7 separate regions of the Mus musculus genome follow, and all the other regions are linked to region 1. Evidence: chromatin loops called from intact Hi-C (ENCODE). Cell type or tissue: heart. All regions are shown on one strand. Region 1 holds the start of Nhs (NHS actin remodeling regulator). Region 2 has its middle 55 kb from the start of Nhs. Region 3 has its middle 120 kb from the start of Nhs. Region 4 overlaps Nhs (NHS actin remodeling regulator). Region 5 overlaps Nhs (NHS actin remodeling regulator). Region 6 overlaps Nhs (NHS actin remodeling regulator). Region 7 overlaps Reps2 (RALBP1 associated Eps domain containing protein 2).

Region 1 (4,000 bases):
TGTCCAGACGTCTCCTAGCTCACCGTCCTTGCTCTCTCGCTGTAACCTGCCTGGCTGGACTGGCTCACACCTGAGTCTGGATTTGTGCAACAAGGCACTAAGACGGAGGAAGAAGAGTTTGTGGGATGCTCAGAAGACAGATAGTCCAAAGGAGCATTCATTAAGAGCCCTAGGTAACTAACCCAGGGCAGAAAAGACACTCGGGGATCCCCTTATCTTCCCCAAGGTCCAGGCATTCCTTCCAGGCCCTCATCAAGGCCTTTCCTGTTCCCAGGGTTCTCCATAGAGCACAGTGGAGTTCATTCTAGGCAGCCAGCCAATGATGCTGGACTAGGTCACACACCTTCCAAAGGCACGAGACCCGGGCACCCGAGGCCACAGCAAGTGTGACAAAGCACCTTGTCTCCCACAGACATCTTAAAAGGACACCTACTACTTTTAAGACCCCCCCAAAAGTGCAACCCGGTAGTGGGCTCCTGGAAGCTACAGGAGTTGCACCCCCTCCTTCTTCCCAAGGACATGAAAGGCATGTCTGTCCCAGTGGTAAATGACAGACCTTCTTTCTCTACCTCCTGTCTGGCTCCCTAAATGCTCCCCACCTGCCCATTCTGAACGCCAAGGGTGTCTATGAGTTCAGAAGCCGTCCTTTTAACTTTCTGCCCTCCATGCCTGCATGCCTGCATCGGTCAGGGGCCACCCCAGCTACTCAACCCGGAGTACTGGGGTGGATCTCAGGGCAGAAGGGAAGAAAGGCAAGAGTAAGGTGCAAGTTGCAGCAGGCTAGGCGCCTCGGGCCTGGGATTGTGGTGAGTGGAGACAGTAAAAGGGTGAGGCGCTGAGCCTAGCACCCTAGAGGATGGACGGCGCTGGTACTCACGCACTGCCTCCTGCTTGGGGTCCAACGTGCTGAGGACGCGCTGCACGCTACCGAGCTTGCCCTGCAGCGCCCAGACACGGCGGTGAGTAAGCTGGATGTCGCTCTCGAGCTCCTGGAAGAGGCTGCACGCGTGCCGGGCTACGTCTGAGAGCTGCCGGAGGACCCTGGCCAGCGCAGCGTTGCTGACCGCGCACAGGTCTAACATGAGCAGCACAGCCTCGGCTGAAGCCTCGGACGTCTCGCCTGGGGCCGATGCTGCCTCCGAGACCCCCGCCACGCTCTCCTCCCCGGCCTCCCGCGCTTCGCTGGGTGGCTGCTGATCCTGCTCGGCCGGCGCCGGCAAAGACGGCGGCAGAGGTGGCAGTGGGAGAGGCGCAGGGGGCACACGAGGAGGCTCTTCTGGCTCCGGTGCCTCGGCCTCTTCCCGCCGGCCAGGCGGCTGCAGGGGCGGCGGCGGCTCAACGCTGCCTCCACTCGTGTCCTCATCTGGGCCGGGCGCCGGGCGCCGCTGCCGGCAAAGCCACTGCGGCTCCACGATCCGCTTGGCGAAAGGCATCCCGCGCAGCCGGGCCGCGACTTTCCCTTCTCCTCTGAGCGACCCTTGTGAGCTAGAGACCTGGCGCGCCCACCTGAGCGAGGAGAGGGCAGGAGTCCGGCAAGGAGCGATCCGGGCAGTCCAGAGACGCTGAGGGCTCCTCTGCTCACCTGGCCTCCTCCTCTTGCCCACCCTCTCCTTCACAGCTTAGTCTGACCTGTCCTCCTCCGGGAGCACGGCTGTCTAGGAAAGATGACAAGCGCTGAGCACGGAAATCTCGGAGTGTGCTTGGGTCCTCCTCACTTGCTTTCAACCGGGGTCAGCCGGCTCAGCTCCATCGCTCCTGAGCCCGTTGCCGCCGCCCTGGCCACTGCCGCCGCCTATATAAATGGGCGTGTGTGTATGTGTGTGTGAGTGAGTGAGTGTGTATGTGTGTGTGATCGCGTGTGTGTGTGTTTGTCCGCGTGTGTGTCTAGGTGGGTGGGTGGGTGGGTGGGTGTGAGTGTGTGCGCGCGCCTCAGTTTGAAAGTACCCCGGCGCAGGCCTCTCCCCGCGCGCCCCTCGGCCGCTCCGGGGAGCGATTGCGCCTGGGATCTCTCTCTCTTTCTGGGCGGGGAGGAGATTTCGGAAAGGCGCTCTGAAAACCCGGACAGAGGAATCCGCCTCCAGCCCTGGCTCAGGAGGCGGCGCGGGGGCGGCAGGGCGGACGCCGGGCGGGGGAGGCCAGGGCGAGAGGGGCGCAGCGCCCTGTGCGGCCGCTGGGAGTCACTGGTGGCTGGACCGCGCCTGGTGCGTTCCACCGCGGGCACTTTCTCAAACCCGTCTCAGAGGTTAGAATTGAGACTATGAGCGTGGTGGGGGCGGGGTGTCCTCAAGTTGAGAGTGGAGATGCTGGTAGCCAGCTAAGAGGAAGGAAAGTATTGGGGATGCTGTCGATTCGTGTTGGAGCAAGTTGTCTCAGAATTCTAGCTCTGTCAAGTCTTTGGGTTCTTAGAGGGGAAATCTGGGCTGCTCCTTAAAGTGCCCCAGGCGCCGCGTTCACAGAGACAGCTGGGAAGGGTGACGCAGCATGGGTGCATTCCCACATGGCCAGAGTGGCCAGACGACTGTTTATACCATTTTTCTGGCATCCTGTTTTGGTCTGCCTTGAGAGCTGCCTTCTACAGAACATCATGACTGAGACCCAAATTACTAGTGAGCAACCTCCCACCCCAGAAAGTCACTTGCAAAATTCATTGCACATTGAGTGAAGTGAATCGGATTACCTCCTTGTCGCCCTACTGTGCTAATCCAACACTGGGTTTTTAAAGTTTCCCATGGGAGAGAGGATGACTCACAGAAGAATGGAAAGTTTTCCCCTTGGTTAACTAAAAGGTATAATTTCTTAAAAGGCCTACATTTTTCAAATGCAGTAGTGTGCAGGCTACATGGTGGCAGCCGAAAATCTAAAAAGACTTTGGGGACTGTTAGTAAAATACAAGTTTTCATCCTTCCACAATGTGTACTATGTGTACTGTGAAATAAATATATAACATAAATAAAATTCAAGGTCACAAGCAAATCTTGGGAATGTTGTCTTCATTTCATGTATTTAAAACGAACGTGGAAAAATATAGTTTATGGAAGCAATAAAGTCCTCGAGACATGCAATGGGCTGTCCTCTGTGCTCCCAGCTTTGAAAAGGAATCCATACAAGACAGACTTTGAATCAGCCTACACTTTGGTCACAAAGACTTCAACAGAGCCCCTCTTATTCTACCTAAAATAAATAAATAAATAACCCAAACAAAACTCATTTTTGGTGAAGGACTATCTCTATTCAACAAAGAAGATCCAAGCTGGGGTTCTGGAGGTAGAGAATCATGATGTATGTAAGGTCCTCATGAATGATTTAGTAACAAGAATGAAGGTGGTGACAGTGGTGGTGACAGTAATAATGAAATGAGTATAACAAAGAGAAAAATAACCAAAATAATGTGCCCAAGCAAAGGATAGATTGCAGTTCACTGCATAATTCTTACAACCTTACTTTAAATTTGGTTTGGTTTCCTAGTAGAAAGTAAAAGAACGCTTTGGAACTACTTACTCCTCAGCCTGTGTGTTTGACATCACAAATCCAGAGAGCTGGTTAATTTCAAATGTAGCTAGACACTTTTTATTTAACATGTTCAAAATTCTGGACGGAGGGTCTGCTAGGTGGGCAAAACAGGACCTACTTCTCTGACCACAGTGAAGAGTAAATACTAGACGAGTGTGTAAGGCATCCACTTGCCAAGGCTGATGGCAGCAGTCTGCTATCAGCTAGTTCCCCACACCTAGAACTCCTGTTGACCCTGGAGCCCGGGGAGCCACCCACCTGTGTGTCCTGTGAATGAGCAATGTAAAGCTTTCACTCCTGACTGGAGTTTGAGATTATTGGTTGGTTCCTTTCATAGGTCAGGAGAGATGATCTTAAGGAGCTGGGGGACAAGGTAGGGAAGAAAGAAGAATCCAAGGGCTATTTAAGCTGAACTTTTTTTTTCTAGTTATCTGACTATCTAGCCTAAAGTGACTAGCACAGGCGAAATGAATCAAAGCACCATTCAAGT
Region 2 (4,000 bases), 55 kb after region 1:
TTGCTGTGTGGGTACTGGGATCCTCATGCTGGTCCTCTAGGTTGTGAAGTAAGTTGTTAACCACTGAGCCATCTTCCCATCCTCGCACAATGGAGTTTCAATCTTTTATAAACAAGAACAAAATTGGATCATCTGCAGGAGAATGGGTGGAACTGGAAATTAGCATGTTAAATGAAGCATGAGTCTCTTAAGTATCGCATAGTTACTGTCATATGTCATGTGTCATATATATGACATGAAAGAAGAAGGGATGTTTCTGAGAGTAGAAGGGAAGCAGTGGAGATGGGGAAAAGGAAAATCTGGCAGGGAAGAAATACAAGAAAAGTGAATAATATACATATATGAAAATAACATAGTTAAATCTACATAAGGCACTAATACATATTACCTGTTTAATTAAAATATTACTATTACAGGAAAAATTGGACAGAGGGAGAAGCAGGAAATATATTAACAATAATAATAATAATAACAACCCAATATAAATGTCAATGAATCAGCTATACTGGCACAGGCCTGTAATCCCAACTACTGGAGAGGAAGAGGCAGGGGAATTGCAAGGTCAAGGCCTGTCTGATTTACGTGTTGAGTTCAAGGCCAGCCTGGGCAATTTAGCAAGACTCTGCCTCAAAATGTAATTGTACAAATGAATAGAACTTTTGGTCCATATGTGAAAGGCTCTAGCTAGGTTCAATCTGCAGTACTAGAAAGTACTATAAAAACTATGGCAATGGAAGATGAAAAAGTGCCTCACAGCGGATTGAGAAATTACAAGGTAAAAGAATGGTGTCATTACAGTTCATATTGGCAAAGAGGAGAAAGAAAGCTAGACCATATTTGTGCTTGGAGAATCAATTGGAGATATATCCCCACAACATTATTCATCGTTGTAAAGGTTAATCTACAACTACTTTCCATTTTAGCTGCACCTCACCTAGGACCTGAACTCCACTGCAACCCAGCAATGAGAGAGAAAGAGAGAGAGAGAGAGAGAGAGAGAGAGAGAGAGAGAGAGAGAGAGAGAGAGAGTTTGCTCAATGCTCTGGACAAACACTTTGAATAGTATCCATGGATTATAAGCTTTTGATATTCAGGAAACATGTCAGAGGTTGAAATATGTACAGCAGGGAACCAATGAGAAACTTGAACAGAACTGTATATAGAGAGGAATGTAGAGGCATGTATCGTAAAATTAACAACAACTGAGATAAAATCATACAAGGGATATCGGTTAGGGCTGCTTAGCACTCATAAGGCCTGAAATTCAGTCCTTAGTACCACACAAGCCATGAGACACTGGCTACATTTGTCATGTTGAGTCCCTTTCATGGGATTGTTCTAATGTTCCTAGAACTGTTTTTTATTCTAATGTGTCTTACATTTTTCTTATTGGAAAAAGTTGTAAGATTTCTTTTGTTTGAATGTAAAGGTTTTCATATATTTGTATATTAAATAAATAGACAAACATATGCATAATTATTAAGAGTATTCACCTGTAGGTGAATAGGAAAAATAGCCTCAGATTATTTTTATTGTCCATGGCTTCCAAATGTGACCTTAGCACTCCTCCAATCCAGAGGGGAATTATCTTGACCTCTTTTACCTAAGCCCTGTAACCAAATGGCTAATGGGATGTTATAAGGATACTTTGACCCTCCAAAATATTTGGAACTAGAAATGCTTCAGATTCAGGCATTTTAAGTTTTTTTTTAATTGCATAGATTTTACTGCTTGAACATCCCTAATCCTCAAGAGTAGACTCTCACTTCCTCTCACATTAATCAGGAAGTGGATGCTTATAATCCAGATAATGAAGTATCAAACTCTTTGTGTCTTAAGGATTTACTGCTGTGAACAGACACCATGACCAATGCAACTCTTATAAGGACAACATTTAATTGGAACTGTCATGCAGTTTCAGAGGTTCAGTCCATTATCATCAAGGCAGGAACATGGCAGTGTCCAGGCAGGCATGGTGCAGGCAGAGCTGGGAGTTCTACATCTTCATCTGAAGGCTGCTAGCAGAATACTGGCTTCCAGGCAGCTAGGATGAGTGTTTTAAGCCCACGCCCACAGTGACACACCCACTCCAATAGGGCCACACCTTCTAATAGTGGCACTCCCTGGGCGGAGCCTATACAAACCATCATACTTGTATCTGGTTTAGGGAATACTTAACATGCACACACTAGGCATTCCAACCTTTACCTGTTATCTCTGTCCTCATTCCGAGACAATTACACACAATGCCCATGCTGTTATCTCCATTTTCTGCTTGAGAAAAGTGAGGCCTAGAGAGTTCAAGGTTACTTGTAAAAAAAATAAAAGGTCACAATCTAGTTGCAGGCAGATTCGTGGTTGATTTCACTATGTAAATGGGAAATATCTTCTCTCAATGATCTAACAACTAGGAGTTACAACTCAGATACCCAGAGTGCTCTTTTGTCTGTCCTGAGTTTCCTAACTTTATACAATTGCACTGCACAATAAGATGTTGGTATGCATGTGGCTGGGAAGAACTCCCATGATCCCATTTTTTCTGTTTCTTACAAATGGCCTTACAGACATTTGTTGAAGAGACTGGAGATTGTTAAACATCTAACTAAAAGCAGGTTTGTCAATTGACAAGGGATTTATAGTGTATGATTTTCCTCTCCACCAAGACCACCAGCAAGAGAGAGCTATTTATAATATTCATTGTCTCACATTCCAGTGTTCAAGAGACATTTTTAGACTATATTGACAGCACAGTCCTGCACACTCTATACCATGCCCAACTGAAGTCTGTAAGTGATGATGGTAGTGGTATCGTTTAATTATATCCCCAGACTTCTCAACAGAAAAAAATATATAGCTAAGAAAGTAAAATCAAGCATTTAGAATTAGATTAGACCTTGGTTGACATCCTGAGATCACTATTCCTAAGTCATGACTCCTGAAATAGGTCATTTTTGGTGCCCTGGTCTTTCCTGTGTCAAATAGAGGGAACAGGTTTGTTAGGAAGGGTTTTTTTTTAAAAGATTTATTTATTATATGTAAGTACACAGTAGCTGTCTTCAGACACTTTTTCTTCTCTCTCCAGCCCCTCTTGCTCTGGCCCCAAGATTTATTTATTTATTTATTTATTTATTTATTTACTTATTTACTTATTTATTTATTTATTTTATGTAAGTACACTGTAGCTGTCTTCAGACAAACCAGAAGAAGGAATCAGATCCCAATACAGATGGTTGTGAGCCATCATGTGGTTGCTGGAATTTGAACTCAGGATCTTCAGAAGAGCAGTCAGTGCTCTTAACCACTGAGCCATTTCTCCAGCCCTGTTAGGAAGTTTTTGTTCATTCTGTTTTAAATAGGATCTCACTATACAGCCCGGGTTGGTCTTGAAATCAAAGCAATCCTCCTGCCTCAGCTTCCCAAGTGCTGCCACACCCAGCTTTAATGTAAAGATTAAATGATAACTACTCTGGTCAAAAACTTGTTAGGAAAGGCTACTCTCCATCTTCCTTTTTTAAAAGTTTAGATGCTATGACCTCACCAAGTTCTAAATTATCTATGGTCAATGACAAAGGAAAGGAATATGAGATATTTTCCATGGGAAATAAGGCTGGGGATATAAAATTGTTGGTGAAAACCCTTTCTTGTGTCTTCTTTAGTATAAACACAGCACAAGACAGTGTCCCCAGGGAGTAGGTAGACTCAAAACCAGTGACCGCATCTGGAGTCAATGGAGGATCCTTATAATTTCCTGAGGGAAATTACCCCCAAATACGCTAAGCCTCCTTCCAACCCAGCGTGGCCACAGTCACCGACTGTCAACGCCTGAGGACAATAGAAAGCAGGCCTGGGCCTGCTCTGCCTTTCATGACTGCCTCCCATGGTCAAAATTAGCCAGTGTAACAGACTTCTAACAGAGTCAATATGTCCAGTCCTGGATAATAATTTTAAGTTTGCAATAAGTTAAGTTGTAAACAGGACAGAGTTGTGTTTAAAACAAAAC
Region 3 (4,000 bases), 120 kb after region 1:
CCCTGCTATTTCCCTCTCAATTGCTTTCCAGACTTGGGCACTGGCCCTATTTTGTTTTCCTGGCTTTTGTATTACTATAGACTGTGTATTCACATCTGAAGTTTTGGAACTAGGAGCCTCCAATAAGAGAGAATATGTAACATTTGGCTTTCTGGATCTGGGTTACCTCACTGAATGTGATCTTTTCTAGTTCCATCCACTTACCTATAAAGTTCGTGATTTCATATTCCTTACAGCTGAATAGTATTCCGTAGTGTAAATATACCACATTTCTGCTATCCATTCATCAGTTGAAGGATAATTAGATTGTTTCCATTTCCTAGCTTTTGTGAGCAGAGCAACAATGAACATAGCTGAGCAAGTGTATGTGCAGTAAGATGTCAGATCCTTTGGGCTCAGGCCAAGGAGTGGTATAGCTGGGTAGTATAATAGATTTATTTAATTCTTGGTATTTTCTAAACATTGAAATGTTGTGTTTTAAAAAATCTGTCCATAGAGTCTGGAGATATATAGCTCAACGGTTAAGAGTACATATGACCTTTCTAGAGGACCATTGTATTGCTCCCATAACCTACATCAAGGGGTTCACAACCACCTGTACCTTCAACTCAGGGGGACCTGGCATGTCTTCTGGACAATATGGGTACCTCCACATACATGAGCACACACACACACACAAAGATAAAGTAAGTCTTTTTAAAAAGTTCCTCCTACATTCTCCCCATCTACCACTTAGTAACATCAAGAACCAGAGAAGGGAACATCAAAAATTCAAAAACCCCCAGTGACTGCAGTGTTGTTTAGGTTGATAATGGTATGGAATGATTAAAAACAAACAAACAAACAAACAAACAAACAAACCCGGGAATCCATCCCATAATCAGCTTCCAAATGCTGACACCATTGCATACACTAGCAAGATTTTGCTGAAAGGACCCAGATAGAGCTCTCTCTTGTGAGACTATGCCGGGGCCTAGCAAACACAGAAGTGGATGCTCACAGTCAGCTATTGGATGGATCACAGGGCTCCCAATGGAGGAGCTAGAGAAAGTACCCAAGGAGCTGAAGGGGTCTGCAACCCTATAGGAGGAACAACATTATGAACTACCCAGTATCCCCCAGAGCTCTTGACTCTAGCTGCATATGTATCAGAAGATGGCCTAGTCGGCCATCACTGGAAAGAGAGGCCCATTGGACATGCAAACTTTATATGCCCCAGTACAGGGGAACGCCAGGGCCAAAAAGTGGGAGTGGGTGGGTAGGGGAGTGGGGGGGAGGGTATGTGGGACTTTTGGGATAGCAGTGGAAATGTAAATGAAATAAATACCTAATTAAAAAAACTAATAGCAGGGCAGATGCAAAGTAAGTGTGACCCTTACTTCCTATAAAATGTAATCCATGGATCCAACTCCTTTGAGTGCTCATTCAAAATTCTCAATCTCAGTCACCACCTGAGATTTAAATAAGGATTATCTGTATTTTAATCAGATCCACAGGAGTTATGTATATAGCCTGCAGTCTCTGAAGCACTTCTGTAGCATCCATTGTGGGTTTTCTCATCCCTTACTTCATCTACCCATCTGAGCTCATCAGTAATTGCGAAAATTTCTCAAAAGCTTTCTACCCGAGTCATCTGCATCTCACTTCTGTACATGTTGTGGGGTTAATACCCCAGGCAAATGCTCAAGTAGTTAATGACAGAAGCAGTCGCTAAATACCCCCATTTCTCCTCATCTTTTAACCATGAAGCTCATACATACTTAGCTGGTATTGTTTGTCCAGTGTTGCAAACAAGAACTACCAAACAATCCTGGAAGATTTCCAGAGCTGCCTGCCAGATCTCATGGCTCTTATCAAGTTCTACTTTGCTCAGATGATCGTTTAGATTTTCACTGGCACATTGCCATTTCTCTACCCTCTAGTCATCTCCTATGACTTAGTATTCACCCCACCATGGGAAAATGGCGCCCACTAATTTCTTGCAAATAGACAGACTCCTGCTTCTCCCATATAGGTTCCCGTGTTGCTTTGGGAATTCATCCAACAATCTCTACCTTTCAAGGCCTCGAATCAGGCACCGATCTGACTGAGGCTAAAATTTCAGGGCACCACTTTCTTTATTTGGGTTAGTTTTTAATCATAGGCTCGCCCTTCTCGCGTCTCACTGACCATAGTCCCTCAGGGTCTCTAACTTACTTATTTTTCTTACTCTCAGAGACACGCGGTCCACAAATGATGACTGTTGATACTCTGCCACCTAGTGGAGGAATTGGAACTGCAGGATGGAGTTTAAAGGCCAAAAACAAAAGGCTTGCCGCAGTAACCACCATATTCTCATGTGAACACTCATTAGCTGCAGACCACTCTATACTCAGGGGTTCTTTTAACCATCATGTCAAACTGTATGCTCAAATTATAATATGAATTTTAGACATTAGGCAACTAGGAAATAATGACACAGGGATGAGGCAATAACCAATACATGCGTGTGTGAATCAGTCATTACAGCTCTGTGCGATCAAGGCTCAGTTGGGCTACATGTCCTTCGGGATAGCATGTGTGATAGGCTTCAGAATCATTCTCCTGTTGAATGAAGAAGCTGCAGCATTTAATCTACCCATTCCCATTCTCAAATGGCAAGATGGTTCCCCAGGGGTGCTAACTCACACAAGGATTTTTACCCAGGTGTGACTAAGCAGGCTCCAGTGGTATGAGAAGATGCTCTCAGGAAAAAAAATAGAAGTGTTCAGGCTTCTGAGAAGGGAAATGACAAGTGCAGTATCAGAATATGTCTCTGGTCTTGTTATATTTAACTCTAAGATTCATCTCCAAAGCCATCCATCATGCTCTCTCAGCAGCTCAGCCATGTACAGAAGAGATCACTTGCTTAGTTCTTGCCAAGGAAATTCATTCATCCATGTAGAGAGCATCTTAAACAGTGGTCAGCCAGACTCTGAGTTCTCATAGCAGTTCGGGTTCAAAGTGGAATTTGAATTCAGAGTCATCTGGTTGTTGTAGGATTTCCACCCATTAACTGCCAAAGCTCAAGAAACTTATGCGATAGATCTGCTTGTGGACATGGTGACATGAAGCCAACCAAAAGCCATGGCCACTTATGGTAAATCAGATGATGCTTAGGATAAATTATGGGCATGTGGTAGAGCAATCACACAGATCTTGGCTTTGTTTCGGTCCTCCAGTATTAGCATTAGTGTGTTGTTCAATATGACTAAGCTACAAAGTGTTATTAGAGGGAGAGCATAGACGAGACCCAGATGTCAACTTAAGCTTTCCTATTCACCAGTTGAATGAGCTTGAGACGGTTCACCCAATCTGTGAATCATAGTCTTTTTTGTTTAAAACATGTTTATTTATCTCACAGTTTTGAAGGTTGGAAATCTAAAGACCATGGCCCTAGCTCTTCTGTCATGGTAAGTGGCATCATGATTAGAGTCCATGTGAGAGAGACAGAGATTGGGCAAGAGCCAGTATTATACTTTTATAGCTACCCACTCTCATGAGAAGTAACTGGGGTGCCATTAAACTATGCTAATCACAGTGGGCAGTACTCCCAACGACCCAATCACATCTCATTACACCTTACTTAAGGTTCCATAACCACTCAGCAGAGTCACAAGTAAGACCAAGATGCCGACACATCAACCATTGGAGGACACCCTCAACATAGCACAACCATAGCACTTTGCCTTCATCTGTTGCTTTATTCATCAGTTGGACCTCTCAATACCTAGTATATTAGGGACCTACCTAACTAGGTGGTGAGATAAAATGATGTGTTTTATGTTCATCCAGTTTAGTTAGGAGATGTGGACAAGACTGGTGGGCAAGGAGCAAAGGTCAGGTATAGTTCGCTGGCTACCATGGTGAGCAACTGATTTTACCCTGCAGGAAAATCCCCGAGAAACAGTATGGAATGCCTAACTTGGAATTAGCCCAAACAAAAGTTAAGCACTGAGGCTTCCATTGTTTTTGTTTGCTT
Region 4 (4,000 bases), 290 kb before region 1:
ACATCATCTGCCATGCTTACCGTTAGGAAGTGGCGGTCCTTGGCCTCGCGCCTCCTCTGGCTGTGAGCTGGAGGGTAGGCTGGTAGTGGTGGAGCAGCTATGGGGAGGGGAGCAGCAGCTCTTTGCTCTCTGCGATCACTCCGGCTCCGGTGTTCTGAGGGTGCAGAACAGACAAACATAATGAAAAAGACTTGGTATTTTCAATTGTTTTTCCCCTCTTGAGAATGTTAGCAAAAAGCTGTTAGAAAAAAAAAGAGCTCTCCTTAATCTAGCTAATCTATATACCATATTAACTCTTTAAAATGGTTCTTAACTGAATATTCACTTGCTGCAAATACAAGGACAGATGCATCCATCTCTATGGTCCCATCTTATAATGTTGGAACAAGGTAGGCTCACTAATAAGTACAACACACCTCATATCAAAGTATCAGAAGTTAAAAAAAGAAAGCAAATGTTGAGAATAATGGTGGAAGGCTTGCTGCCATAAGGACTCAAATATAGAATAGATGCAGACATAGCCCAGCTTCCTGGACTTAGATGTCACTAACTCCAGGAAAGAACTATGTGGAGTCAGAAATTATTTTGACAGGAATTATATATATCACAGAAAAAAAAAAGAAATTGGCAAATGTTATGCACTGTCTATTTTATTTATCTTCTATTTTCCTCCAGAGAACTGGGTAATGAGCATCCATCTAAAAGCCTTTCCTTCCTGATAGCCACAAAAACGTTGAGGGATTTACAATCTTGTGCTCCCACAGATACTAAAGGAATCCCTGTGACGACTGCTTTCTCATTCCAGTGTAAAGCTGTCTTTGGGGGAAGACTCAGAAATATCTGGGAGTAGGGGATAAGGTAGTCCTGACTTCATAATAAGAATCACTAAGCAGGAACCTCGGTGGAGTAATAGAAACAGCAACCCACCCACAAAACTTTCAACCCAAAATGTATCCTGGCAACAGGAAATGTAAGCACAGGAGATAGAGCAGAGACTGAGGGAATGGCCAACCAATAACAGGCCAAACCTGAGACCATCCCATGGGAAAGCACCAATCCCTGACACTGCCTTCCTTTGCTTGGGATTCTTAAAAACAAAACAAAACAAAACAAACAACAACAACAAAAAAAACCCAACATTCCATGCACAAGCAGAGAAAGGTCTTCTAAAGCACATCATATAGGTGGTCTTTGCTATACTGCTCCTAAAATCAATGCTTGTCAAGAAATTTTGAGCTAAATGCCCTTCTTGATCAAGTTCCCGACTCTAATGTCACCATCATTTTTCTCTAAAAGCAAACATTTAGGTTTTTTTCTAACAGATAGGCCAAAGAAAAGCTTTTACATTCTTAAATTCGCTAGGCATAGCAGATGTGTGCTACTGGGTGGAAAGAAGTGAAGAGAGAGTGGAATGAGATAGGGGATATTAGCCCAATTCTCCTTTCAACCATTTCTCTCCTGTCCTATCTTAAATACATCTTCTGCTCTACCCAGGCCAAGAGTAGGCAGCTTAAAGTAATCCCTCACTAATAAGACTTTTGCCAGTGGTGAGCTAGAGACAATATCAGTCCACCAGGGCCTGCAACTGCAGTCAAATCTTCATCCTTATTTCTTTAGACCAATGGAACATAGATACCAGCCAGAAACTTGAAAGGAAAGGAAATATAAAATATAATTCTCTCTTTATAGCCATGTATTACTCTCTCTGTGTGTTTTATGAACATAAAAGATGGCATAACTTAAAGTTATTACTGGCACTGAGCATTAAAGAATTGCTAAGAGAGGGAAAAAGCGATAATTGATAATTATATTCTAAACAACTTGAAATCCATTTAGATGTCACTTCCCTGAGGCTCCATGACATGACAGGCACATTTCTATTTACTCCCCATAGCACTGAACTGACCCTATCTGCTTACTTGGTCATCCTCCTCACTATACCATGTATTTTTAAAGACAGAGACTATACTTGATTGCTCTTTCAATGCTATGCTGTAGCATAATGCCTGACCTTCAGTACAGTTTGTTATGGGTAGGGGGATGATATTAAGGCAGCCAATTTCAAGTTTAATCTCAGTTCCCAAATGAGCACAAATCTGCAGGCACACAGTTTTACTTACCCATGTTTCATCATTCCCTCTCTCCCCATGAAAGCAAGGAGATTCCAGCTGTCCAGAGACTCCCCACAGAGAAGCTCACTGCCACATTTGGGGAGCCAAGCCCTTGGCTGCAAGTTTGGTATTAGTCCCAACCACCAGGTGGCAGATGTGGGTTATGCTGATGAATATATATATATATATATATATATATATATATATATATATATGGCTGTTTGCTAATTTTAATTTTACACCACTGCATGTTTGTAATTCTATGATGCCTGTAATTCCCATTTATGGCTCTCTGCCATGCTATTAAAACTACTACCCCCAAGATTTGCTGTTGAGCCAACCACAAAACAAGCCAGTCTGAATAGGGCAAAATGAGCCTCCATAGTCTTCCATGGAAAGCCCGGAAGGCTGTCTATCTATCTCTTATGCCCTAGGAGGAACTGCAGAGAAAATTGATATTGGCACTTGCTGTTCTTCAGTTCTGCTCTTAAGTCCAAACCTGATGAAGCAGTGAAATATGATAGCTTATGAGTAGCTCACTGTTATCTGGTTAGATCTGTAAAACTCTAATCAGGGAGGGCTGATTAATAATAATAAAATGATAAGAAAGAATGATGTCTACAGGGCTAATGTTACTCAAGCTCTCTAATGATGTGATGTGTGAAGGCATTTAGTGAGAATGATAAAATTCCTCAGTACTCATCTTGTGCTTTCAATGCTCAATCAGCTTTGTGCAGAATTTCATTCCCTTATACTTATTCATACTGAGGATGTGCCATATGCTGGTTTTGTGCTATATGCTTTGAATAGAATAAATTAATAAGACGCTATCCTTACCTGTGTGAAGGTAGACATAGTGGTCAGTTATGAGAGTGATATGTGGCATATTGGGAGGATGCATAGATTATAGAAAAGGTGCCTGTATGATCCTGAACAGTTTCCCCCACATTTCAGCCCTCCTTGCACCTCCGTGTAGAATGAAGGCATTGGATCAGCTCAGAGATTCTCAACAGAAACAGAAGTGCACTTGAGGGCCTTATTGAGGTTTTTAGAATGATTGGGCAGAAGCCAGGCATAACAGCCATCCTGTAATGCACTGAATGGTCAGTGAAAAGGTTCCAGGTCTCATACAAATTCCAAATGCCCCATCTAAATCTCCTATCAAAAGAATCATAGAATCTATTTCTGAGTCAAACCTAATTCCCTTTTAATTAAGCCAAAGTATTACTTTGCTTATATCAAATAACTGTTAACTATAACAATTTTCATGGCTCTTCTCCTGCCCCTACCTCTAGGGCTCCTTCATTTCCCCATACTTTTTGTTTGGAATGGCTTCTGTCTTTACGTAATTCAAATGTATTTTTGAGAGGTACAGACATCTAACTCCTCTTATTATGTCATCTAATATAATTGTGAATTGGCACTTGAACATTGAGACAGTGCTATTAATACCTTTCCTTTTGGAATTCTCTTTGTGATCATATTAAGGCCATAATGGTAACTTTAATCAGTATAGACCTGTAGCTCATATTATGCGTGGATTGCATTCAGGGTAGACATGGGAGTATTTCAAAGCACTTGCTTCAGCTAAGGAGGTAATAGGACTAATGGGACAGAAAATCCTTGATGGCACAACCTCTGATGTTCTCCCAGAAATCCCCCCTGCCTGGGATCAGTTACCTCTACGAAGGGCTTGCAGACTCTGTCTGGCATGGCGGTGCAGCTCTTCTACACAGGGTGGCCTGGTCGCTGGGAGGAAGATGTTTCGCTGTTGGTGCCATGGTGCACGGTAGTATACACTCAACTTGCTCTCGATGTCCAAGTTGGAGACAGCTGCAAGACAAAGAGCAAACAGTGCAATGTACATCAGGAGCTTGGATTGTGCATTT
Region 5 (4,000 bases), 140 kb before region 1:
GTGTGTGTGTGTGTGTGTGTGTGTGTGTATGTGTGTGTGTGTGCATGTGTATGTGCTGGGGGTATGTGCCTGCATACATTTGGGGGTGCATACATGCCAGGGTGTACTTTTGGAGCTCAGATGACCATGTTTAGGAGTCATTTCTCTCCTCCCACCTTGAGGTCCTGGAAGACTGAACTTCGATCATCAGGCTTGCTGGGCAAGAACTTTTATCCACCCAAGCATCTTGCCTGTAGAAGCATTCATTTGAATTAAAATCATTTTTTTTAAGTTCCAATGAATTTACTACTTCAACTTTCCAAAAAGAACTCCCACACAAGCATTTTGGAACATTCCTGGAAATTCACATTTTACTTAACTTGGCTGCTTCCCCACAGTTAGTTGTTCCTTTTGGTCCAACCATTCTTCTCAGAGTCTCTTCCCTCTCTCCAACTTCCTCCCCTTCCTTGGAGCAAGGCTTAGGTGGTAGGAAGGTATTATTATTATCATTATTATTATTATCATTATGAGCAAGTTTCTGTTGAGCAACACCGTGTAAAAGATCCAGGTGCAATTTTCCAGAAGATGCCACAAAAGTAAATTATAACATATGCAACCTAAATTCCCCCTTTGTTGTCAAATCTCTAAAAGGTTGGTCAAAAGTCATCTGGTAAACAAAAAGTGCTCAAATAAAGTATGAACACACATCCCCCAACAAACCAAGACTTCTTCCAAAGAGTAGCAGTCAGGATTCAAGAATGAAATCAAGACCTTCCCTCCCCCCCCCCCCCGTGAGCTTACCTACTACCCTTGGCAAAGATTATCTTGGACTAACAAATATAGAAGGGATAAAGATGAAGCCATTATAACAAGTCATTGTTCAGACAAGAATCATTAATGAATGCTCAAACTAGGTGGAGAGAATTGGATGAGGAATCAGATATTTACATAATGTCAAAAGTATATGTGTTCATTATTAACAAATAATATATATATGTATATATATATATATATTAGTTACAGATGGAATAAATGACTGCACAGACAATATATCAACTAAGTGCTCAAATTTGGTCTCAACAAGATAGACAAATAAGCTTGTATTCCTGCTAATATGGTTTCTGACAAGCTGCAAGTTGAATCATTTACATAGTGTTTCAGTAAAAATAAAAAAAAATGTGTAGACTTAAGGAAAGCACAAGGACACATGAGAGAAATTAAAATTAAGAGATACTCTATACAACGATTCATCAGCATTTTCCAAAAATGGCAGCCCCAGAAGGAAAGTATAGCCTTGTGCACTGCTCTGAATTAAAAGAGACAAAAGAGACAGGAAAACTAAAAGAAATGTGGAATCCAGAACTAGCTTGTGAGTTGTGCAAAGCTTATTAGTAAGGACATTATCGGGACACAACTAGAGTATGGGCTATGGATCAGAGAAACATATTAAGCCAGTATTCCATTTTCTACAATTAACAGCTGCTTGTAGCTCTGTAAAGGTAAAGAAAGTTTGAACTCATGGACTACTCTAAAACAGAAACAATTACACACATATAAGGATATCTTGTGAATACACCTGTGTGAAAGACTATGTGTGGAGAGAGTGGGGAAAGGGTGTGGAATGGGGAAGGTAAGGTGGAATAGAAGAGAAGACAGAAAGGTAGGGAGCTGAGGGGATCAGAGAATAAAAAAATTAACATAAAGGTATAAAATGGAACTTGTATTATTCTCACACCTCCCCTATAAAATGGATTATTTAAAAACTAAAAGTAAAACAGATAAACAATGATATCACAGAACATGAAGGTTAGTTTTTGGTGGATAAGGGTATGACAAGTCTGGGCACACAGGATAGTCAATTTACAGGAGGGAGAAGTCTCCCTTCCTAGCCATCTTCCGATGGTTTTAGGTGATGCCTGTGAAATGATCTTTCTACCCCCAAGAGGGGTTGCAATCGACATGTTGAGATCTGTTACTCTAGAGAAACTGGACCCATTACTAGTTCTATCACAGGCTTCTCAAAGGCCTTGGAAGGTGTTTCATAGCTACTTGGACATCTGCTCACTGTAGATGAGCAGTCCTCCTCTGTGAGCTTTGTCATGCTTAGAAAGCAGCAGACATCAACTTCTGGGTTGGGCCCTGGAAGCCTATTCCTGGCTGGGACTGGATCTCAATCTCTCAAGTGGCATGTGTTGCTAAGTCAATTGTTGCTGTATCTACCAAGAGTGCAAATCTTAGGCCTGGCTAAACTCCAAAGAGTTTCCTGTCCAGCACTACCCTGTTCTCTCAGAGCTGTGACTCCTTGCTGCTACCTCTGTGTTCCAGATTTACCTCTGTGAGTAGAGTACACTTATAGATTCAGAACTGGATGACTGGTCCATACTTCCCCAAATGAACTCTTGGGTAAGTTTGAAAAAAAAAAATACTCTTTTTTTTAAGGATCTTACAATTTGAGGACAACATCACAATTTTTTTCATAGATCAACCACTAATTTCAGAAGTTAACATCGTGAGTCCCTGAATCAATTCCTCACAAAGGGTTTCTACTACAGACAAGCCCAGTTTTCCCTAAGCCGGATCTAAGGTAGAAATCCAGTCCGGGTTTTGCAGGTGGCAGCACCGGCAACTACAGAAGAACTGCCACACCCAGGCAGCTGCAGAGCCAGAAACGTGGACCACAGAGCGCTGGCTGTAGGCAGTTTCTCAGAGGCTTCCTGCTACTATCTGAGCAAATGTGTCTGAGCTGGTGCAGGGAGAAACTGTCAGCCTGATATAGCCTCACCTTGAAAACGGGTTACTTTCAGAGACCATGGCACCCACTAGGCGAAGCCACTGTGTTCCAGTCAAGGTCACAATATATCCAAGTCAAGCTTCCCGCTGTTTACCTGTCTACTGTGATAAGTGGCTGGCTCTCAACAACTGTATTCTATGAGAGGTCAGGATTTATACATAAGTGTCATAGCTTGGACTGGGGGCATGGCTCAGTGATAGAGTGTTCACCTAGTATGCAGGAGGCCCCGTGTTCCATCCGTAATACCGAAGGGGTGTGGCAGAGGGCTCTAAATGTGACATAGAAGCAGTACAAAGCCAGGATAAAAAAAGAATGGCTTTAAAATGCCACAGAGAACAGTGGGCTCCATCTTTCAAGAGACCCATAAGCCAGTCGTGTTGTGATCCAGGTCTTAGATGCCACTGTTGTCCAATCACTGAACTTCACCGAGCAACCCTCAGGAGAGCAGAGATGGAGGTGTCCTGACCTTGGTAAAACCCAGTTATGGACTGAGTGTGCATGCTGCTTCCTCTGCCAAACCCAAATGCAGGGATGGGGAATTATCCAGAGAATCGGAGCCAGCCCCTGATTTGTCAAGGTTATGGTTTTCCACTTTGCTTTAGCTATGGCAACCTGGCCTTGGGCCATTTAATAATTAAAGTGAGACACTAATAAAAATAGATTTTGTTTTGTAAAATAGATGAACAAGTGAATAGATGCACATAATTAGAAAATATACTCAACAAAATACCATCTCTTCCAAAGAAACACTTCTAGAAATAGATCACGAATCAGACATAATAAATATTTGCAGAACAAGAATTAGGGGATTCTTATTTTGAATTTTAAAACATCAATGTAATCTAATGAGATAAATTTAGGGTTGCATACAATTTATTTTCCATTGTAAATGTGTCTTGACATTTTAAATATCATTTGATAAGGCAGAGGATGTAGCTCCGTTGTTAGAATGTTTGCTAGCATGCACAAAAACCCTAGGTTCAATCCTTAGTACCACAAAACCAGGCGTGGTGGTACAAGCGTACAATCCGATGGCTCCAAAGGTGAATGTAGGAGGATCAGAAGTTCAAGATCATGCTTCCATATGCAGCAAATTTGAAGCCAGTCTGGAATACACAAGACTTTACTAAAATATTAAAAGTGTGATTAAGCCAGGCGTGGTAGCACTTGGGAGCTGACACAGAAGGATCTCTGTGAGTTTAAAGTCAGCCTAGGCTACACATTGAGTTC
Region 6 (4,000 bases), 190 kb before region 1:
TTATATTCTCATTAACCGCCTGTGAGCACACCCACATCAAGGATCATTAATTTTAAAATATGATTTTGCGTATTTGATACACATTTATACACACAAGACTATTTCTCTGTTGTGACTAGAAAAACAGATTCCTTGGAGTCACCTCTGATTCACCTCTGATTCTTACAATCGCTTCATCTTCTTTTCCAAGAAGGTCCCTGAGCCTTGGGAGGGCTGAGTACCTCCCAGTCTCTGATTCTCTACACACTGAACATCAGAATGTCTCCATGTTAACTGCAGTCTAAGTGCAAGAAGAAGCTTCTCTGATAAAGGTTTCGAGATCCACTAAACTATGGATATAGCACTAAATCATTGGAGTCATTTTAATATTATGCCTACTTAACAGAGTAGGAGGTTCCCCTCTAGAGCCCATTACCCATACAGTCACAGGTTCATGGACCCCATTAACAATGGGTTCCATCTCACGGAGTTGGTCTACGATAAGGAAGTGGTTAGTTACTTTCATAACATCTATGTCAATACTGTACCAGTAAACATATCTTGACTGGCCAAGTGATAGTTGTAACTCTTGGAGGTCAAAGCTGGATGATTATTCTTCTCCCCCAGTAGTATTCATAGCAACTATTAACACTGAAAATCTGGAAATCCTGAAGAGTTAAATGACTCACTATTTACAGAGGCTTGACCAAAAGATGAGAAAAGCTAAGAAAAGAGAGAACACCATACTCTGACATAGTGGGTTTCCTGTTTGCATTTTCTCCTCTGTCCACTTGGTTGATGCAGCTAAAAACTCAGGTCCTCTTCAAAATTTTCCATCATTTTTCAAGAACTAATGTACAGTCTCTGCCTTCTGAATGCACCTGTAACAAAACACTTACATGTATCCCATATGTATACTATATGGCACAGACACCTAACTCACACATTTGTTTTTTAAAAAAGTTACTTGCATAGTGTTAAGTGATGATGGAAAAATGGCTGCCAAGACAGATTGGATTTTCAGTCATGACAGACTGGCACTCTCGTCACCTATGTGTGCTTGTTTGGATGAAGGTGATCTTCTACCATACTGCCCCACTTGCTTCCTTTCTCACTCACTGCTTTTGGGGTCTGCCATCTGAAAACATGCTTAGAGCAAGGCAGCTATATTGTAATTGGAGGCAAGAAGCCTAAGGACAAAAAGCCAAGACTCTAAGAATGACAACATAAAACAACAGGAAGAGTAGATCTTAGAATTGTCTGCTTTCAGGCATGTTATTTGGTAACACAATTAGATATATTTACCATTTAAGCTACTATGACTAGGACATCTGCCCTTGTAGTCAAAAGGCACTTGTTGACTTTGATTACCTGGCATGGACTTTTGTGACATTATTAACTTTCAACATTATCCCTTGGACTGGATAGCCAGCTCAGCAGTTAAGAACACCCGTACTTGCAGAAGACAGGAGTTTCATTCCTAGCACGCACATGGCATGTCACAGGTGCCAGTGACTCCAATTTTAAAGGATCTGACACCCTCTTCTGACCTCTGCTGGTACTGCATGCACATGGTGCACAACCATACATGCAGGCAAAACATTCATACACATAAAATAAACATAGATTAATCTTCAAAACGATCCTTTAGTCTAAATTTATCTTTGTATTCCTTGTATCCTCAGGCCTGCCATGGTGCCACTCAAGATTTCAAACAATGTTCTGCTTAATCAAGTACACTAATAGTCAGCAATTTGGGTACAAAATGACCAAATAATTCTTGATTTTTTTATTTTTATTTTTTGGTTTGGCCAGTTGCTATAGGTAAGGCAACTATTTATTTAAAGCCAAACTCTTCCAACTGTGGCTCCAGGAAGCATTCAACCTGCTATTCACACAGCCTGGTACAGAACTTGCTAAGCAAGGATCCATTTACTGCTTGTTAATTAGTCAAGTACTGAGCACACCACAGGATTCATTTTTACATTATTCGCACAATCGCACAATTAGCATTTTAAAAGGTTTTCTAGGAGACTGGCTCAAGTAAGTTTATCTTGAAAAATGTCACAAAAGGAAAGGAATAATTAACAAATCAGTCCCCAAGCAGAGTTAGTGGACCCTTGGCTTCAGCCTGAAAAGCCTTGAGTACAGAAGTTGCTTCTAGTACCTCCTAGTGTATGCTCTGAAAACTGATTTTTGTTGGACTGAATCCTTGGGAGCCCTCCCTTGTAGGGCAGCAATCCTCTCTGGATGGAAGGGAAAGGACTGCACTCTGCTGGCCAGGGTGACATATGGGGTGGGTTTAGACTGCTCAGTTCAACAAAGAACTGAGGGCACTGTTCAGTTTGCTTCAAGTCCAGTTAATTAGCCCCCGCCCTGGGTTTAAAGCTAAAGAAGCATATGAGAGGCATTTCATCCTTATTAAACAACTATATTCTTAAGCATCTTTTATATGTTCACAGGGCTGGGAGTTTTATATTTGAGGGATTGGGAACTGAATGGAGGACCTTGCAGATGCTAGATGCATGTTCTGCCATTGAGCTATAACTCCAACCTCCAAACTACATGCTAGTTGCTTCACATATTAATAAATAAGCTAATATATATCAGTATACTTGTATTTTCTAAAAACTTCAACTTATGAAATCAACAATATTTGGGACATTGGAAAAATCCAGTGTTTAGGTCCCTTGTCTGCCCCTAGAATCTAGTAACAACCAATGAGGTGACTATAGGCAGGTTATCTGAGAGCTATTTAATTGTTTATTTATTTATATAGCATCTCGTGTATCCTAGACTAGTCTTGAACTTATTATATAGCCAATAATCTTTAACTTCTGATGCTTCTGCCTCTACCTCTCAGTTGCACTGATGAAGCCTGGTAGGCCCAGGTTAAAGTAGTCACATATTTCTGAGAGTGTTTAGCAATACTATCAACCCGGAGACCAAATATCAGTTTTTGCTCACTCACAAATGGTAAATAGTACAAGGTGTAGGTGGGGGTGTGGCTAAACTGGAGAACCTGATCTTTTTTACTGAAAAAGCATCTGACTTGGTGTCCTATCATCTTGTCAACTTAGTGTAAACTCCAAGTGCACCCTTCTCTGGTACCTTATTATCAAATGCTGTCAGTGAATTTGTTTATCTTTCTCTATACAAAGTCAAGCACCTCTTGGATACATGTTTCGGGTTCTTTATCTTCTGATGCTTTTTGTAGCTGCTCTCACTCGGTGCCTTCAGAAAAGGGAGTCTGTGGCACCAAATGGAGAGATATGCTCACACTCTCTGAACCAACAGCACCCTGTTGTCTCTTCACTCCCTGAAGTGGTTTTAGAGGGCAGGAGCTTTTCAGTTCATTTTCCAAGTAGATGAGGTGTGTCTGGGGTCCAGGGAGTTTAAGTAACTTGTTGTAAGCCACACATTGTTTGGTTGCAAAAGCACAGCAGGCAGACAAGTACTCTGACTCCTTCAATGAGCTATTTAAATTTATCTGATAATAAATGTCCTTGTTTTTTGTTTTGTTTTGTTTTCAAGACAGGGTTTCTCTGTACAGCCCTGGCTGTCCTGGAACTCACTCTGTAGGCCAGGCTGGCCTCAAATTCAGAAATCCACCTGCCTCTGCCTCCCAAGTGCTGGGATTAAAGATGTGTGCCACCACCACCTGACTCATGCCCTAGGTTTTTAAAAGAGTTCCAATTTGTGTCTCCTTTGGCCAGGTGGCTTGAAGGTTCTTATTTCTTCCCTGTTTAGTGTAAAAACAACCACAGAAAAATGTGTGCCTACACACTCATATATGTAAGAAAAAAGTGTGTTAACTGACAATAAGAATGAGTCATTATCATTGCTCAAGCTGTATGCCCCATAGGCAGGTCTCCTAATCTCTCTGCCTGTTTCCTCCTCTATGGGGTGGGGGTGGGGTGGTAATCTTAACACTTAGTTCATGTATATAATTTACTTTGGGGTCTGGAAGGAAGAGAGGCTAGTTTCTAGTTCTTAAAAATTGCATAAGTTACTGGTGATC
Region 7 (4,000 bases), 290 kb after region 1:
GAGCTGAATCCACACATCATTCTATCACGCACCTACAGTAGAATACACAGTATGCTCCCCAGAGACACAGTTGTCTATGGCAGACTTCTTCTGAGAGTTGAGTTCCCCAGGAGTAAGTTGAATAAGGATGCCTTATGCAATTCTCTTTCTTGCCTGTCCAAACAGGCCCGCAATTCAAAGGCATCTCATGATGAGGTCTTGAAAAAACTTCTTTGCTTCTCCCCATTGCTGTCTCTGAGTGATGGAGTAGTAGAATAGTATCTTTTCAAACTACTTTTAGTTCACAGTCAAGCTATTACAAATGTCCAAAGAGTGGTTGACAAAGCCTTTCTGGATGAACTTTATCTATGAGAGAAATATGGCTTTAAAATATCAGTTAAAAATAGCTTGCCAACAAGGAACTCCAAAAAAGGAAAGTGAAAAAGAAGAAGAGAGAAAACTATCTAAGAATTGGGATGCAGCTATAAAATAAGTTAGCACCTATGACACTGTGCAAGAGGGGGCTAGTGAGATAGCTCAGCAATTAGCAATACTTGTTGCTCTGGCAGAGGACCTGCTAATACCTACACAGGCAGCTCACAACTATCTATAACTCTAGTTCCAGGGAACTCAGTATCCTCTTCTGACCTCTGCAGGCACCAGGCACACATCTGGTGCACAGACATGAATGCAAGAAACATCAATATACATAAAATAAAATAAATAGATCTGGTTGGGCATGGTGAAGCATGCCTTTAATCCTAGCACTCAGGAGGCAGATGCAGATGGATCTTTGTGAGTTCAAAGCCAGTCTGATCTACACAGCGAGTTCCTGGCCAGCCAGAACTACATACTGAGACCTTGTCTCAAAAAGTCAAAACTAAATAAATCTGGAAAAAAAAGAGAATGAGCAAGTGGAAATGGAGGGCCACTAATAAGGTATTATTGTACCTTGTAAATTTGTTTATAGTTTCTATGAAAGCTGAAGATACACATATGAACATTTTATAACCCAGAACATTCTATGCTTTATACCCTCCAAAATAAAAATAGATCCACTCAACAGCTTAGACACGGTGGTACAGAGTTGCACTACTCCTCATTGCCAAAATCTGAAAACTTCCCAATATCCATCAACAAGAGCAAGCTACAATATTTGCATATATAGTAGAATACTATACAGCAATGATCATATATGTTATTTCAAAAATCACTTAAGCAATAGCAGCCAGACAAAAATAAACAGAACACAACTCAACTTATACAAGTAGAAAACATAGAGGTAATCTATGCTGCTAGAAGTCACAACAATGTTAATCCTAAGGACATAAGTATATCAAAACAGCATGGGGTGGAGGATACTTCTGAAGTGTTGATTATATTCCACTTCTTGATTTGTGTGTATATTACATGTGTGTATTCTCCTTTTCAAAATTGATTGAGTTGTACACTCAATGTAGATCTTTTGATATTTCTTTATTATATGTCAAAAACTTTAAAACATAAATCCAGTTGTGCCAATTTCCTGCAATGTCCCTAAAGTGCCACCTAGTGGCATAAGCTAAACGTATACAGAAGAAAAGTTTCACCGCAAGCAACAACTGCAAAAACATTTTAGCAGATGTTCAGGGATTGGGTTAAAAACAGTACCCTAAACTAAAACAGATAATGTGATCCCAAGGGGTGGATGCTCGTGTTGCCTGCTGGGAAGAACCCCCAGGAAGGAGTCAGAGGCAAGTGACACTCCAGCACACAGCAGGTTGGTATCAGTGCTGATAACACACACACTCCCTCCTCACTCTGCCTGTGATCAGCATGGTAGAAACACTGGAATATTACCAAGGCACTAAAGGCCGAAAACTGAGGCTTCCCCAGAATCCTCCAGAAACAGGGGATAGCGACATGTCAGTAGTTTGTCAGCAGGGCGATGCACGTTGGAAGGAATTGAGAACACCTGTTTTATCCTGTTTTCTCTAGCACTTTTTCATGACAGCGAGCCTTTAAAGCTGCCAGATGAATAAAGATATTTATCAAGAGTTTTTCTGGTAAAGTATGAAAGATGGTGCATCTTGGTCAGACAAAAATCTTCAAGAAAATAAAGAAATCTACAAATCCTGCACACAGAGATGATGCTCGCTGAGTTGGGAGACTGTAGGGGCAAAGACTGAAAGGACAGACAGACGCCCTACTTAGCACGCATTCATCTCCTTTGCCTTAGTTTCACTTGTGTTAGAAGTCTCTTTGGACTTGTGTTCTCCATGAGGGAAGCTTGAAGAAAGATGGCCTACACCTGCTTCTTGCCAACAGATTCTCCTCCTTCCCATTTCTAGTATGAGTAGAAACTGGTGACTGGTGATGATCTGGACCTGAGAATGATACAGGCAAGAGTGAAGCTCCTAGGTCACAGACATGAATAAGAAAGTGATTTGAATGTACATGTGCTACTACCACCTGTAATCCCAGCACCACGGAGGCTGAGACAAGAAGATCACAAGTTGGAGGTCTGCTTCGACTACACAACAAGACTCTGCCTCAAAAAAAGCAAAAACGAAACAAAAACAAAGGGCTTGTGGCTCACAGGTAAATGACTGGTCTAGCATGTGTGAAGCCCTGGGTCTGATCTTTCCAATTACCATTAAAAAGAAAGAAAGAAACGAATTCTATTACAAGTGGTCACGTGATCTATGCCAGCACTCATCCTTGGTTTGTGGCCACTCTGGCTATCCTGAGTTTCCTGTATTTTCCAACTAGATCTCATCCTTTCTGTTTCATTTGGCATAGAGTAATAATAATTATAATAGCTCTTAATGACTGTGTATGGCTGGTCATATGTCAGACACTAAGTGACCTATTCATTTTTACTCTTTCAGTTATAAAAACAGATACTCCTACTATATTCATTTTTAAGATGATGAAATTGAGGCAGGAAAACACTAAGTACCTTGCCCAAAGTTTCGAAGCCAGTAAGATATAGATTCAAAGCCCAAGCCCATGTTCTTAGTTACTTTCTCAGGCTGAATCCCTGACTCAAGCCCTACTGTCCTCCACTGTCATTACACATTAAAGCCAGAGTACACCTAGGACTACTTCCTGTTTTCTGTCACTATCTGGTGATAAAGAAGGAAACTGAAGAGAAGAGAAACAAGAACTTCAGGAACCTAGATAGCAACTGTAACTCATCCCCCATGGGGAAAGTTGAGCTATCTTGTTACTCAAAAAGAAAATAGTGACTACCTATTGTCTATAGTCCTTCTCAGTGAAGCACTGGGTTTAAATGAGACACATAGAATAGAATAGTTACAGAAAGGTACCATGAGAAAGTACACAATAGATGATTTGGGCCTGACTGTCTTCTGAGAACAATGAACCATAAAGGATAGGGCTATTACACCTAGCTTCATGCTCCCATAAGTCTTAGCAAAGTATGGCACTATAGTCAGTCCATTCCATTAAAGCTTGATGAAGTTACTACACAAACAGATGGGAGTGACAAGAAAAAGCATGTCAGAAAAGTAAGCTTTATGCAACACAACAATATCAGAAGCATAATGGGGGAGGGGGTCACTAGTAGTAGGGTAGGGTGCTTCAATTACAGTGTTTTTTTAAATAAAATATATTCTTGATGCGTCTGGTTGGTTGTTAAAAGTAAAAAAACAGCTCTGAGACACAGATTCACAAGTGGTGTGAATGAGAAATACCTCACATAGGCTCCTGTATTTGAACACTTAGTCCCCAGTTGGAGGCTATTTAGGAAGGTTATGAGCCTTGCTGGAGGAAATATGTCATAGGAGTGGGCTTTGAGGGTTTTCAGCCTTGCCCCCCACTTCCTGGTCTCTTTCTCTCTCCCTCCCTCCTTCCCTCCCACCTTCTTCCCCTCTCTGCTTCCTCTGCATGGATGAAAATATGATCAGACAGCTTCCTTTTGCCACTATGCCTGTCTGCTCCATGCCTTTCCCCACTACTATGGACCCTAACCCTCTGGAATCATAAGCTAAAATAAACCCTTTCTTCCCTAAGTTGC

Evidence for each region. Hi-C counts contacts between places; a loop is a spot of excess contacts. Peaks named below come from ENCODE experiments on the same cell type or tissue, not always from the same donor. Only the 100,000 strongest peaks of a DNase experiment are listed, where the experiment ranks them.
Region 2: it touches region 1 in a loop (1.9-fold over the local background); 3 of 42 quality-filtered maps call a loop at or near these places.
Region 3: a loop joins it to region 1, with 9 times the contacts of the local background. A loop is called at or near these places in 15 of 42 quality-filtered maps.
Region 4: a loop joins it to region 1, with 4 times the contacts of the local background. A loop is called at or near these places in 4 of 42 quality-filtered maps.
Region 5: a loop joins it to region 1, with 19 times the contacts of the local background. A loop is called at or near these places in 13 of 42 quality-filtered maps.
Region 6: a loop joins it to region 1, with 3 times the contacts of the local background. A loop is called at or near these places in 10 of 42 quality-filtered maps.
Region 7: it touches region 1 in a loop (9-fold over the local background); 7 of 42 quality-filtered maps call a loop at or near these places.

The regions. Positions count from the first base shown.
Region 1 is chrX:162,157,956-162,161,955 of GRCm38, forward strand. It overlaps Nhs (NHS actin remodeling regulator), which reads right to left and starts at 1,486. Exons shown (of 9, transcript NM_001290526.1): 1 at 878-1,486. The coding sequence starts at 1,433. In heart, a CTCF peak has its summit at 2,169; a DNase peak (open chromatin) is centred at 2,076; H3K4me3 peaks cover 2,617 bases; H3K27ac peaks cover 2,072 bases; H3K27me3 peaks cover 1,699 bases.
Region 2 is chrX:162,212,621-162,216,620 of GRCm38, forward strand. No RefSeq gene overlaps it. Among named protein-coding and RNA genes, the nearest start is that of Nhs, 55 kb to the left of the region's middle. In heart, no CTCF peak of the experiment used is centred here; no DNase peak of the experiment used is centred here.
Region 3 is chrX:162,277,005-162,281,004 of GRCm38, forward strand. No RefSeq gene overlaps it. Among named protein-coding and RNA genes, the nearest start is that of Nhs, 120 kb to the left of the region's middle. In heart, a CTCF peak has its summit at 2,261 (motif pointing left); no DNase peak of the experiment used is centred here.
Region 4 is chrX:161,871,449-161,875,448 of GRCm38, forward strand. It overlaps Nhs (NHS actin remodeling regulator), which reads right to left. Exons shown (of 9, transcript NM_001290526.1): 2 at 3,792-3,944; 3 at 21-154. Among named protein-coding and RNA genes, the nearest start is that of Scml1, 41 kb to the left of the region's middle. In heart, CTCF peaks have their summits at 2,251 (motif pointing right) and 2,452; no DNase peak of the experiment used is centred here; H3K27me3 peaks cover 264 bases.
Region 5 is chrX:162,022,786-162,026,785 of GRCm38, forward strand. All of the region lies in intron 1 of Nhs (NHS actin remodeling regulator), which reads right to left. Among named protein-coding and RNA genes, the nearest start is that of Gm26317, 45 kb to the right of the region's middle. In heart, no CTCF peak of the experiment used is centred here; no DNase peak of the experiment used is centred here; H3K4me3 peaks cover 259 bases.
Region 6 is chrX:161,969,092-161,973,091 of GRCm38, forward strand. The region is part of intron 1 of Nhs (NHS actin remodeling regulator); the gene reads right to left. Among named protein-coding and RNA genes, the nearest start is that of Gm26317, 98 kb to the right of the region's middle. In heart, a CTCF peak has its summit at 1,527 (motif pointing left); no DNase peak of the experiment used is centred here.
Region 7 is chrX:162,452,459-162,456,458 of GRCm38, forward strand. The region is part of intron 14 of Reps2 (RALBP1 associated Eps domain containing protein 2); the gene reads right to left. Among named protein-coding and RNA genes, the nearest start is that of Reps2, 190 kb to the right of the region's middle. In heart, a CTCF peak has its summit at 1,524 (motif pointing left); no DNase peak of the experiment used is centred here.